Linked DNA regions of Mus musculus: region 1 is linked to region 2. A link is a contact called in ENCODE POLR2A ChIA-PET data. All regions are on one chromosome and are shown on one strand. Each heading gives the region's core, a stretch centred on a gene start or an enhancer-like site at or near the end of the contact. The rest is flanking DNA. Distances are from core to core; before and after follow the strand shown. Region 1 overlaps Celsr2 (cadherin, EGF LAG seven-pass G-type receptor 2). Region 2 holds the start of Psma5 (proteasome subunit alpha 5).

Region 1 (5,899 bases), core at 1,269-3,768, 160 kb after region 2:
ACTGCCGACCTGCCCTGCGGCCCTCACTGCTGTGGTCACTTTTGTTCCTCCTGCTTTGCCCAGAGTCATGGTCCTCCAAGCCCTCTAGCCTGCCCATGGGTCACCATCTCACTGCTCTGCTACCTTTTAGAAGCAGGGTTCAGGAGCTGATGTCACAGCCCAGTGTTTTCTGGATAGGATGTTCCCTCCAGACAGAAAGCAACAACACAGGGCTCTACAAACAGTGCTCCTGGACCAACAAGCAAGAGAATCTCTGCCATCCCCTGGTTCTGGGAAGCAACACTCCTGCATGATGTTGTCCACCAACCCAGGCCCGTCTGTGCCCCTTACTCAGCATGTCTCTTGCTTCCCATCTGGCCCACCATCTGTGGCCACCTGCCCCTCTGCTAATGTCCCCATCCCAGCAACCAACCCATTGCTCTCTCTCCTTCCTCTTTGTCCTTCTCCCGTGCCTTGCTCGGGTCACTCCTAAGGTGCAAAGGCAGGTTGGGAATAGGAGTGGCCGGTACATTGCCTGATTTGTTTTAGACAGAAGAGAGAGCTGGGGTAGGCTCTGACCCAGGAAATACCACCTGAGTCTAGGCCTCAGCCAGCTGCACCCGAGAAGATGCCAGAGCCAGCCTCCCAGCCTTCCCTCTTCTGGCAGAGGCTCTGCTGTCTGGGAGGTGAGCAGGCCTTGGGCAGGTTCTCCTGTGTGTCTGAAGAAGGCAGCAGCCGGGGCCATTTGGGCTGCAGGACCCGTCCAGCCCAGGCTGGGGCAGCTGCAGCCAGAGGGAAGAAGGGAAGACAGGATCTAAACACAGAGACCAACAGGGGAAGACAAAGACCCAGGAAAAGAGCCAGCAGTGGAGGAAACGTGGGAGAAGGAGAGAGACAGAAGCCGGGGAGAAGGTGACAGACAGGCAGTGCAGGAGGGTCCCCATGGGCAGGGTTGGGAGGGAAGGAGGAGACAAAGAACCAGAGAAGGAAGACAAAGGGACAGTGGGCGACAGTCCCCCTCACCCAGCCTCCTGAACTTTGGGGTTGCCTTGGTGACTGACTCTAAGGGTCAGGGCTGATGGGGGAGGGGGACAAGGGCAGAAAGGCAGCCACAGTGTGTCCTAGCTGCAGCCCCAGCCTGCCCTCTAGCCTAGAGCGTTGTGTTTGGGGCTGTGTGCCCTGGTGAGGCAGTAGAGGCTAAGCAGAGCTGTCCTCCACACGGTCGGTCCCTAGGTATCTAGCCAGATTCACTACCGAAGGCTGTGGATGGAGGGCAGGAGGGAGAGGCCTTTCTTCTGCCTCTAGCGCCAGGCTCAGGTGAGGGTACTCCTGGCTTCTTTCCCCTGGAGGGGGACTGGACGCTTCAGGTGCTTTACAGCCTGACCCATAGCTTGGAGAGCTCCTTCTCCCTGGTCCTTGCAGGGTGGGACCTGAGGGGTGGGACCAGGAAGTGTCTGTCCAGTAAGAAGTGTGAGCAGGAAGGGAGGTAAGGCCATCTTCCCTTCCCTGATGTGCAAAGGGGGCCTGGAGGGGGCTGCCAGGCCTCGCCCCTGGAAAAATTGTTAACAGTCCCCCCCCCCTTCACTCCAAGTGACTTGGCTACCCAGTCTGCCTTGCTCCCACCTTGCTTCTCATCCCCAGAGCTGACAGAAAGGACAGAATATACTGTCACCCAGTCCTGCTTGCCTTCCCCAAGTCCTGCTGTCTGGGGAGTCTGCAGGCTGAGCGCTTGACCAAGCAGCAGGAATGCCCAGGCTGGGTTCTGGCCAGGCTCCCACGCCCCTAGAAATCTGTTCTCTCCCCCACCAAGTCAGGGCCCTGGAGTCTCTGCCCTCAAAGCTCAGCAGTCCCCGTGCACTCTGATCCCCAGGTCTGTTTTCCTGAGACCGGGCCACCATGGTCAGCAGGGAAGGCCTAGCACCCCAAGAAAAAGCCACAGGGAGTCTAGGGGCCCAAAAGGTCCATCTGCCCTGACTTCATTGCTGCCCTCCCCGGAAGCCAGACCCCAACCAAGAACTCAGGACAGTGAGGTCTGTTTGGACAGAGACAATGAGCTCTGGCTTTACTTCCTGCCTGGAGCTCAGGAGGGGGAGCCAAGGCTCCTTCTGCCTGGAGGGAAAAGCAATGCCTCAGACAAAGTCTAAGCCAGTCTCTGCTGCAGCTCTACTGAGAGCCAGAGGGGGAGAGAAAAGGGCAGCAGGGTCCTGACCCCCTTGGTGGAATCCTGAGTCCCTAAAGCCCTCTGACCTGCCAAAGGCCTTGTGAGATCACAGGACCATCCTAATGAGGGTGCCAGGGTACTGAGGAGCCAACTTGCCTCGCCCCTTCCTCGCCAAGGTCTTCCCTCCCCCTCCCCCAGCTCTTGGGCCTTCCAGGCTTCCACGCGCCCTTTTTTTCACAATTCTTGGCAGCCATAGTCAGGGCAGGCTCACAACACTTCCCCCCACCACGTCACAGTCTGGTAGGCAGGGGGGCAGCCAACCAAAGCAGCCCAGCCCAGCCTGGGGCAGCAGGCAGGGCCTGCGCCAGCTGCCAGGAGTCCTGGGCTTTTTTCCCAGGCCAGGTTCCCGATCTCTCAGCCTCTGAGCTGTCCACAGGGTAGAGAGTTGGGTCACCAGCTCCTCCTGGATGGCACCCCACCTCCGGTGGCTGCCCAGACCTCCCTGAAGCACTATCTCCACCCCAACATCACTGGGCATCTTCCTTACCTGACACCAGCACACTCATGATGGCTTCCAGGGGCCGGTTGTTGTCCAGTGCCCGGCTCAGTCTCAGCTCACCGGTGGAGGCATTGAGCAGGACCAAGCTGAGTTCATTTCCTCGCTCGAAGCTGTACGTCAGGCTGTCTGAGATATCGGGGTCGTGGGCAGGCACACGGCCTATGGCACCACCGGGGAAGCTGCTGGAGCGGTTGGTGACATAGTTGTTAAAGAGAATCTCAAAGTTGCCCAGCACGGGCGGGTTATCATTGCGGTCAAGGAGGCGGACATGGACAGTAGCCCTGCTCACCAAGGGAGCAGACGTAGCCTGGATGACCAGGACATATTCAGGCCGGTCCTCATAGTCCAAATCTACCAGGGCAGTTAGCTCGCCAGAGAATATATCCAACTGAAAGACCTCAGGGATATTGCCCTCCACAATCTGGTACATGATCTGTGCGTTGGTCCCTTCATCTGGGTCAGTGGCTGTGACCCGGGCCACGGCCAGCCCGATGGGGCTGTTCTCTTCCACAAATACGTCAAACTCATCCTGTTCAAAGACAGGGGGGTTGTCATTCACATCCAGGACAGTAACTGTCACTTCCATGGGTGTGCGGGCTGGTGGCATGCCCTTGTCCACCGCATAGGCCCGCAGGACGTACTGGGCCACGTTCTCACGATCCAGCCTCCGCAGTGTGCGCACAATGCCCGATGTCGACTCTACAATAAAGTCACCGTCCCCATCATCTCCTCCTTGGAAGGTGTAGAAAACCCTGCCATTCAGACCGGAGTCTCGATCCGTGGCTGAGATCTGCAGGACGCTGGTGAAGGGCGGCACGTCCTCGTAGACGCTGCCCTGGTAGGAATCTCTGAGGAACTGGGGGGCGTTGTCGTTCACGTCATTCACCAGGATCTCCAAATAGGTGGTGTCAGACTTCTGGGGAATGCCATTGTCCCGAGCAGTGATGGCCAGGGTATAAGACACCTGGTCCTCGTAGTCCAGCTCAGCCTGGGTGGTGACAGCCCCAGTGTCCGCGTCGATTCGGAACTGGGGGATGCTATCCTCCATAAAGTAGGTGATTCGGGCATTCTCCCCCGTGTCCTCATCCGTGGCGCTGATCAGCACCACTGTGGTGCCTGCTGGCCGGTCTTCATTAACGTTGACTGTGTAGTGGGAGCTCTGGAAGACGGGACGGTGGGTGTTGGCATCGGTGACATTCACTACTATCTGAGCTGTGTCCTGCCTTGTGCCATCTGAGGCAGTCACTGCCAGCACATACTGCCGCTCGAGTTTGTAGTCTAGCGGTAAGGCAAGGGAGACCAGTCCACCACCACTTTGGCTGGTGATAGAGAAGCGGTTGCGGGTGTTGCCGCTGGTGATCTGGTAGGTAATGACACTGTGAGCGTCTCGATCCACGGCTGACACGGTCACCACACTGGTGCCCACGGCGGCGTCCTCGTTGAGCCGAACGGTGTACTCTGGCTGCGTGAAGGTTGGGTTGTTGTCATTGACGTCCAGGATGGTTACACTGACACTGGCTGAGGCCGTGAGCGCTGGGGTGCCATGGTCCCGGGCCTCTACACCAAAGCTGTAGAAATCAACCTCTTCCCGATCCAACTCTGCGGCCACAGAGATCCAGCCTGTGCCATTGTTAATGGTGAAGGGAAAGTCGTGCCCAACCCCTGCCAGGCTATACTCGAGGCGGGCGTTATCACCAGCGTCAGCATCAATTGCCTGGACGTGCAGAACAAGGTAGCCTAAAGGGACACTCTCTAGGACGGTGGCCTGGAAAGGGGTGCTGACAAAGATGGGGGCGTTATCGTTGATGTCTAGGACTTGCACTGTTACTAGGCCAGAGACATTGGAGAGTGGAGGACGGCCACCGTCCTGAGCCCGGATCCGAAGCGTATACTCTTTGGTTGTCTCATAGTCGAGTGGGCTTACCACATCCAGGGCTCCAGTCTGAGCATCCAGATAGAACTGGCCCCGAGCATTGCCACTCATGATGCTGTAGTGCACTAGGGCATTGCTGCCCTTGTCTCTATCGGAGGCGGTGACTCGGAGAACTGGGGCTCCTGGGGTCACATCCTCCCGCACCTGGACCACATAACGCTTCTCGCTAAACTGGGGGGCGTTGTCATTATCATCCTCCACCGACAGGAAAACAATGGCTGTGGAACTCCGCGGGCCTGGGTCCCGGCCCTGGTCACTCGCCTCCACTGTTAACTTGTAGGATTCCACTTCCTCCCGGTCTACAGGGCCGCGGGTTCGGATCACCCCCGAGCGAGGATCGATCTCAAAGGCGTCTGAGGGGCTGCCTCCGGCCCCCTCCAGCAGGCGGTACAGAATGTTGGCATTGGGAGGGGCGTCGCCGTCGGTGGCCCTGACTGTAAGCACCTCATAGCCAACCTCCAGGTTCTCCCTGAGGCTCTCCTTGTACTCTTGCTGCTCAAAAACAGGGTCGTGATCGTTGGTGTCGGTCACCAAGATGGTAAGCGTGGCCAAGGCACTCCGTCGGGGCATACCGTGATCCTGTGCAGTGACCCTGAAGACGTGGGTGCTCTTGGTCTCCCGATCCAGCTCCTCAGCTGTGGTGACAACACCGGTGATTGGGTCCAAGGAGAAGAAATGATTGGAGCGGCTATCAAAGAGGGCATCCATGGTGTACTCAAGTCGACCCGCCTCACCCTCATCTGGATCAATGGCTCTTAAGGATGCAACAGAGGTACCAGCAGGCTGGTTCTCAGGCACTGTGGCCTGGTAGCTGGGAGGCTGGAACTGGGGAGCTGTATTCACATTCCTTTTCCTGCGCCCACCCAGAGATTCCTCTGGTGAGCCTTCCCCAGCCCTGAGCCCTGGGGCCTGTGCCAGCTTGCAAGACTGGCATCTGAGCCGTGGGGCCTTTAAGCAAGGGTGCTCTTCAGGCAGGGTCAGCGTGCCTTGTGGAGAAAGGTGTCCTCCGATACCCAGGAGACGACAGCTCCAGGGGCAGCCTTCAGAGGATGGCGGAAGAGGGATATGAGCCCCTGATTCTGGACACCAAACCCTCAGGCCATCGTGGTGGGGCACCAGGTGGCCGGTCAGCTCAATGCCCGATTCTCTGCAGCGGCTGGTGTAGAGCCAGAGGTTCGAAGCAGAGGCTGGGCAGAGCCAGCCCACGGGGGCGCAGGCCCCAGAGGAGCTGCGTCCCCCGGATCCCAGAGAACGACAGGGCCCCACT
Region 2 (5,505 bases), core at 969-3,468:
CATCATATTCCTGGTCTCCGTGACTGTAGGTTTTAGCCAATAAGAAAGTAAGGATACAAACCAAACTTCTACATCGTAAAAGTTATTTTGCCAGGCCTTCCTTGGATTCACATATATACCATCACTCCATACAACATTCAGACCTGGAGACCCATGGTTCAGGACCCAGGATCCAGACTTGACCCTCGGCTTTTCTGTTACTCATCAATGAGAACCTTTCCCATTCCATCTACCTTCTTCTGGCTCCTTCATTACTTTCCTGGGAAGGACATCTGGCTCAACTGTCCACGAGGGAGTCATTTATTGAATTATAGGCAAGACATTCTGTGATGTGCTACAGTAGAAAAACGATGTGACTATGTGTGTGAGAGCACATACAGCTTCTGTGACATCCCTGTCCTCCTCGATTACCTCCCACTTTATTTTTTTGATATACAGTCTCTCACTGAACTCAGAGGTTGAAAGAAAATAAGCTTTCCTTTTTTTTTTTTTAACCCACAATCAGCTAGAGTTACATTTGGTGTTGCCTACCTATAACCCCAGAATTTGGGAGGCTGAGACAGGAAAATGGCCTGGAGTTCTAGGACAACCTAAGCTACATGGTTTCAAGGCGGAGTAGGCTAAAAGTAAGTACTTTCACTAAAAGCAAAACAGAGAACTAGCTTTCCCTTTCAGACAAATATGGCTCATTACACGGCCTCTCCCTCCCTCCTATTCCTTCTCCTTCATGAAGGTATAATTGACAAACAGTAGTTGCTTACATTTACATTATAAAAAATGATGTTTAAAAATATTACTTTTGAGACAGGGTCTCTCTACATAGCCCTGGCTAGCCTGGAACTCACTTGGTATACCAGGCTGGTCTTGAACTTAGAGATTCCCTGCCTCCTGAGTGCTGGGATTAAAGGAACTATCACACCCAACCCAGAATGGTATTTTTAAAAAGACTTTTCAATGTGTGTGTGTGTGTGTGTGTGTGTTTGTGTGTGTGTGTTATGTGTGACACATATATAGGGGCCAGCAGAGAGCAGAAAAAGGCAGTGGATCCCCTAGAGCTAGAATAAAGGGTAGTTATGTGCAGCCTGACTAGGACGCTGAGAACCAAATGTGGGCATCTAGAAGGGAATCAGGTGCTAAGCTATCTCTCCAGCCACCAGAATTATGTTTTGATATAGGTATATATCACGATTAAGTTAACTTTCACTAACATTTGCCTTTTTTGGTAGTGATTAAAATCTACCTTCTTAGAAAAATTTCAAGTGTAAGATATTAACTCTAGTCATCCTGGTGTATCATATATCTCCATTAGGTATTAATCTTACCTGAAACTTTGTACTCTGACCACCTCACACCCCACCCCCGCCAAGCCTGGGCAGAGGTTCATGCATGCTATGAAAGTACTCTGTCACCGAGTTACATTCCTAGAGAGTCAGGACTTCTTCTTTTTTTTTTTGTTTTTTTTGTTTGTTTTTAAAGATTTATTTATTTATTTTATGTAAGTACATCGTAGCTGTCTTCAGACACACCAGAAGAGGAAGTCAGATCTCATTCAGGATGGTTGTGAGCCACCATGTGGTTGCTGGGATTTGAACTCAGGACCTTCTGAAGAACAGCCAGTGCTCTTAACCCCTGAGCCATCTCTCCAGCCCGAGTCAGGACTTCTTAACCACCTAACTTTCTTTGATAAATGATTCATTTACAATGTTTCTTAAAAAAAAAAAAAGCTCAAGTTGCTCTTCTACCCTTAGGAAGAGAAAACAAGAAGCACATACACAAATTAAGGTCCTTAAAAGCAGTGACTAATCTGAAGCTCCGATACTGAACTCCAGGTCTGGGTCTGAAACTTGGATAGTTAGGGTGGTGGTGGTGATGTGTACGAATCCAGGAAAGACTTGATAAAATAATCGTACCTATGCAAGAAATTGAAAAACGTTCTTGCTGATTAGAACCTATCAACTTTTAAAACTTTTTTTTTCAACAAGCCCGGCTGGCAGAACTGCCGGGCACGCTGGTAGAGGCGCACACATTTCTCTACCCAAGTCAAAAAGTCCTCAGCAAACCTAGTTCCGGCTGCCACCGAGCCGGGAAGACAGCGAAGAGCTGGGCAGGCGAGCGCGAAGTAAGAGACCGGTGTCCCCCGGCTGCATTTACGCGAGCTGGCGAGACTTACGTCACGATTCCGACAACCCAGTCATCAGGCCAAGTCTTGCAGCCATCCAAAGCGCGGCGTGCTCACTCCTCGACGACGAGGTTCACTCTCACCGGTTGCCTCGAGTCCCAGCGCCCGTAGCAACCAAGGGTGACGGAAAGCGGAAGTGCTCTCTAGTTCCGCCTCCCTGTTAACCCAGGTCCGGTGAAGAAGCTTGTCAAGTCCAATCATCGCGGCGAGAATATCAATCAGCCAATAAAAGGGAAGCACGGGAGGGCGGGCTAAAAAGGTCGCGTGCGCACGCGCAGACGGCTGCAGGGTCCTTGGTGCTGTGGCGGTGTGGTTGATTAGGGTGCTGCTTTCAATCGTGTGGCCTTTGGGAACCCCGCGTAGCCACTGCCGCCTCCTTCTGTCCTCGCCATGTTCCTCACTCGGTCCGAGTACGACAGGTTCGTACGGCGGGAAGCAGCAGGGTCGAAATTTGGGTGGGCGGGCCTGGGGCCCGCGCCGCGGCCTGGGTTCTGCAGTGTCATGGGGCGCCCGGAGAACCTAAGTCTGGCGGGACCCGGGGAATCTGGTTCCCGAGGCGCCCGGCGAGATTCCCCAAGCTACACTGCAGCGGACCCGTTGCACTTGTCCCGCTGAGTCACCGCTAATCCTGACTCCCCGCGGAAGCGAGAGGCTGGGGCTGCTTGGGGCAGGCGGCGGAGAGGGATCGGGACCTTTAACCTGGAGTAGATTAGGGGGACACCAGCCTTGCGTCCGTCTTTTCAACCTAAGTCTGACTGCTTAGGAAAAAGAAAAGTGAAAGGAGTTTCCTTGAATAGAAGCTACCAGAGACTATTGGATGAGTTTGTAGGAATCCGTCCTGTGCTGTACATTTTAATCTTTTTTGAAGAGCGAAGGCAGTTTTCAGCTATGCTCGGATAAATATATTGCCTACAATCTGGTTTTGTGGGAACTTGAATGTACAGTGGTTCTCAGAAGAGTTTTAATACACTGATTCCATTTGACCAAAGTGTGTGTATGTGAGAGGAGGTTTGAAAGCAAGTTAATTTTAGTGTTGTGTTGAAAGCTAAATGTTTTGTAAAGTCAAAGCTGTGTGGTTGTGTTTATTAAAAGAGCAGACAACCTAAAAACTTTCAAGTCTCGAAAATGCTAACTAATACTGTCATAAATGCTGTAGATACTGTAACTTTCAGTTTCTGTTTTGAGCAGTTTTGCAAACCACTGGGTTCCTTTAAAAGTTAGGGAAAGCAGACATTTTCTTAGTTCCAGGTTACCACTGAGAAATTACTTTTCTTGGCAAGTATGTATTGAGCCTGTCAAAATATATATATGTCATTCCAGGTGCCACAATTTTGACAGGCTCAATACATACTTATATATACACATATATACATACATATTAATCTCCATCCTTTTGCTGACTCAGAAAATATCGGTGAAGTTTTAAAACTATTTCCTGTTGTCAAGTAAAATGGTCGTTAACACTTGGCTTCCAGAGTATTGAAGAGAGTCATCTTTAGGTGATAAAATGTTAAGAAAATTGTGATCCTCATCTGAAAGGCTTTACTGAGCTTTGCCCATTTATTTATATGAACTAGTTGCTTTGTGGATTTTTTTCTTTTGTATTTGCTAAGACTAAATAAAGCCCAGGCCTCTATTTAGCTAATGTTCTTGAGCGTTGGCTGTGTTCAAGAAGCACTGTTTAGGGAGCTGGTTTTACAGCAGTGAGCAGAATCAAGATCTCTACCCTCCTGTTTGCAACAGTAACTGTAATGTGAGACAGAAATGTATTGATGTTACTAGAGGAATCTAAGGCAGCACTGGACGTTCTGATGAGAGGCTGCATTCATTGTTGGAGGTTGGGGAAAGCTTCACAAAGAAGCTGATAATTCAGATAGGTCCAGGGAAAGTAGGATTTCTAGTAAACCAAGACCATGAGAACGAACAGATAATAAAGGATGAACAAGGGGGACCAGTGAGGAAAAGGCATAACACATTTGGAAAAGTCCAGGCTGGTTACCACATATGTATGATGCATGTTATGGGACAAGTAGGTGCTATGGAAAAAACAGGATGGTGCCAGATACTGATGGTTCAATAGACTTAGAATTTGGACCTCACTCTGTAGGCACTGTGTGCTATCAGTTGGGGGTGTCCATGTACCATATACATGCCTGGTGTCCTTTGAGGCCAGAGGGTGTTGGATCGCCTAGAGCTGGAGTGACGGGTGGGTTTTAGCCAAGATGTCAGTGCTGGGAGTCAGAGCAGCAGCTTCCTCTGGAAGAGCCCCTAGTGCTCCTAACTGCTGACCCAGCTCTCTCTCTCTCTCTCTCTCTTTTTTGGGGGGGGGGGTCTTTTTTGGTTTTTGTTTTAAAAGACAAGGTTTCATCTATAGCCCAGGGTGACCTAGAGCCACGAGGCCTGGAGTTTGGGACGATCTTTTCTGCCTGAGTGTTGTGAGTTCTGGAGTTACACTCATGAGCTGTGTCAGTCTCTCATATTTTCTTTAAAGAGTTGCCTCATCACAGTTGTTTTTATAAAGATTAATTGATTGGAAGAACGAGTTGGCACCAGTCAGGAGGCTTTTACAATAGTTAGGTAAAGGGTAACAAGGACATAGGGATGGAAGTGATGTTACCATGGAGGAGGCGCTGATAGGAGTTAGCATGACTTAGCATATGGTAGGACAAAGGGGACGGTAGGGAGAGTGAGTCATCATTCAGAGCATTCTATTGTGAGGAACTGAGAAGCTGGGGCTGTTTGAAAATAATGGGCATGGTAAAGAGGAGTTGGTTTTACAGAATGATTAGATTTAAAGGGTTATATTTCAGATTGGAAAATGTTGGATGTTGGTTGTAATTGGGCTATTCAAGGGGACTTGTTTCAAATTTAGATTAACTGAGTAAAAGTCAAACTGGAAGTAGAAATTTGGAATGATCGGTTTTAATTTATATGCAACAACCCAAGTAAGCAGGAAATTTGGGAGGATGAAGACAGAGCTTACTAGGATAATGCTTCCAAGTCGGGGTGCAGAAACATTTAGTCACATCCGTTTATAGGGTTCTTTCAGTTCTCTGCAGTTTACTTACATTATCACAAAGGCAGGGCCATTTCTTATTTTTCCTGAAAGCTAGTGGTGAGTCTGGTTCTCAGTGTCGGGGTGTGTGTGTGTGTGAGTGTGAGTGTGAGTGTGTGTGTGTGTGTGTGTGTGTGTGTATGTGAGTGTGTGTGTGTGTGTGTGTGTGTGTGTGTGTAACCTGGGGCTCATACATAGTGGGCAAGAGCCAGAGCTCTACAACTGAGCTGGTCCCCAGCTCAATGTCAGAGTTTTCTGACACAGTTTTTCT

What was found. ChIA-PET counts read pairs that join two places held with the same protein, here RNA polymerase II (POLR2A).
Region 1: POLR2A ChIA-PET joins it to region 2 with 14 read pairs in Patski. The contact joins the enhancer-like site here to the promoter of Psma5 in region 2. POLR2A ChIA-PET finds 5 or more read pairs at or near these places in 2 of 5 experiments (Patski and embryonic stem cell).

What each region holds. Positions count from the first base shown.
Region 1 is chr3:108,409,498-108,415,396 of GRCm38, forward strand. It overlaps Celsr2 (cadherin, EGF LAG seven-pass G-type receptor 2), which reads right to left. Exons shown (of 34, transcript NM_017392.4): 1 at 2,688-5,899. Among named protein-coding and RNA genes, the nearest start is that of Celsr2, 3.1 kb to the right of the region's middle. Within about 2 kb of position 2,519, at least 1 of the 3 ENCODE cell types and tissues checked has a DNase peak (open chromatin) inside an H3K27ac peak, as active enhancers do.
Region 2 is chr3:108,254,708-108,260,212 of GRCm38, forward strand. Psma5 (proteasome subunit alpha 5) reads left to right here and starts at 2,219. Exons shown (of 9, transcript NM_011967.3): 1 at 2,219-2,598. The coding sequence starts at 2,570.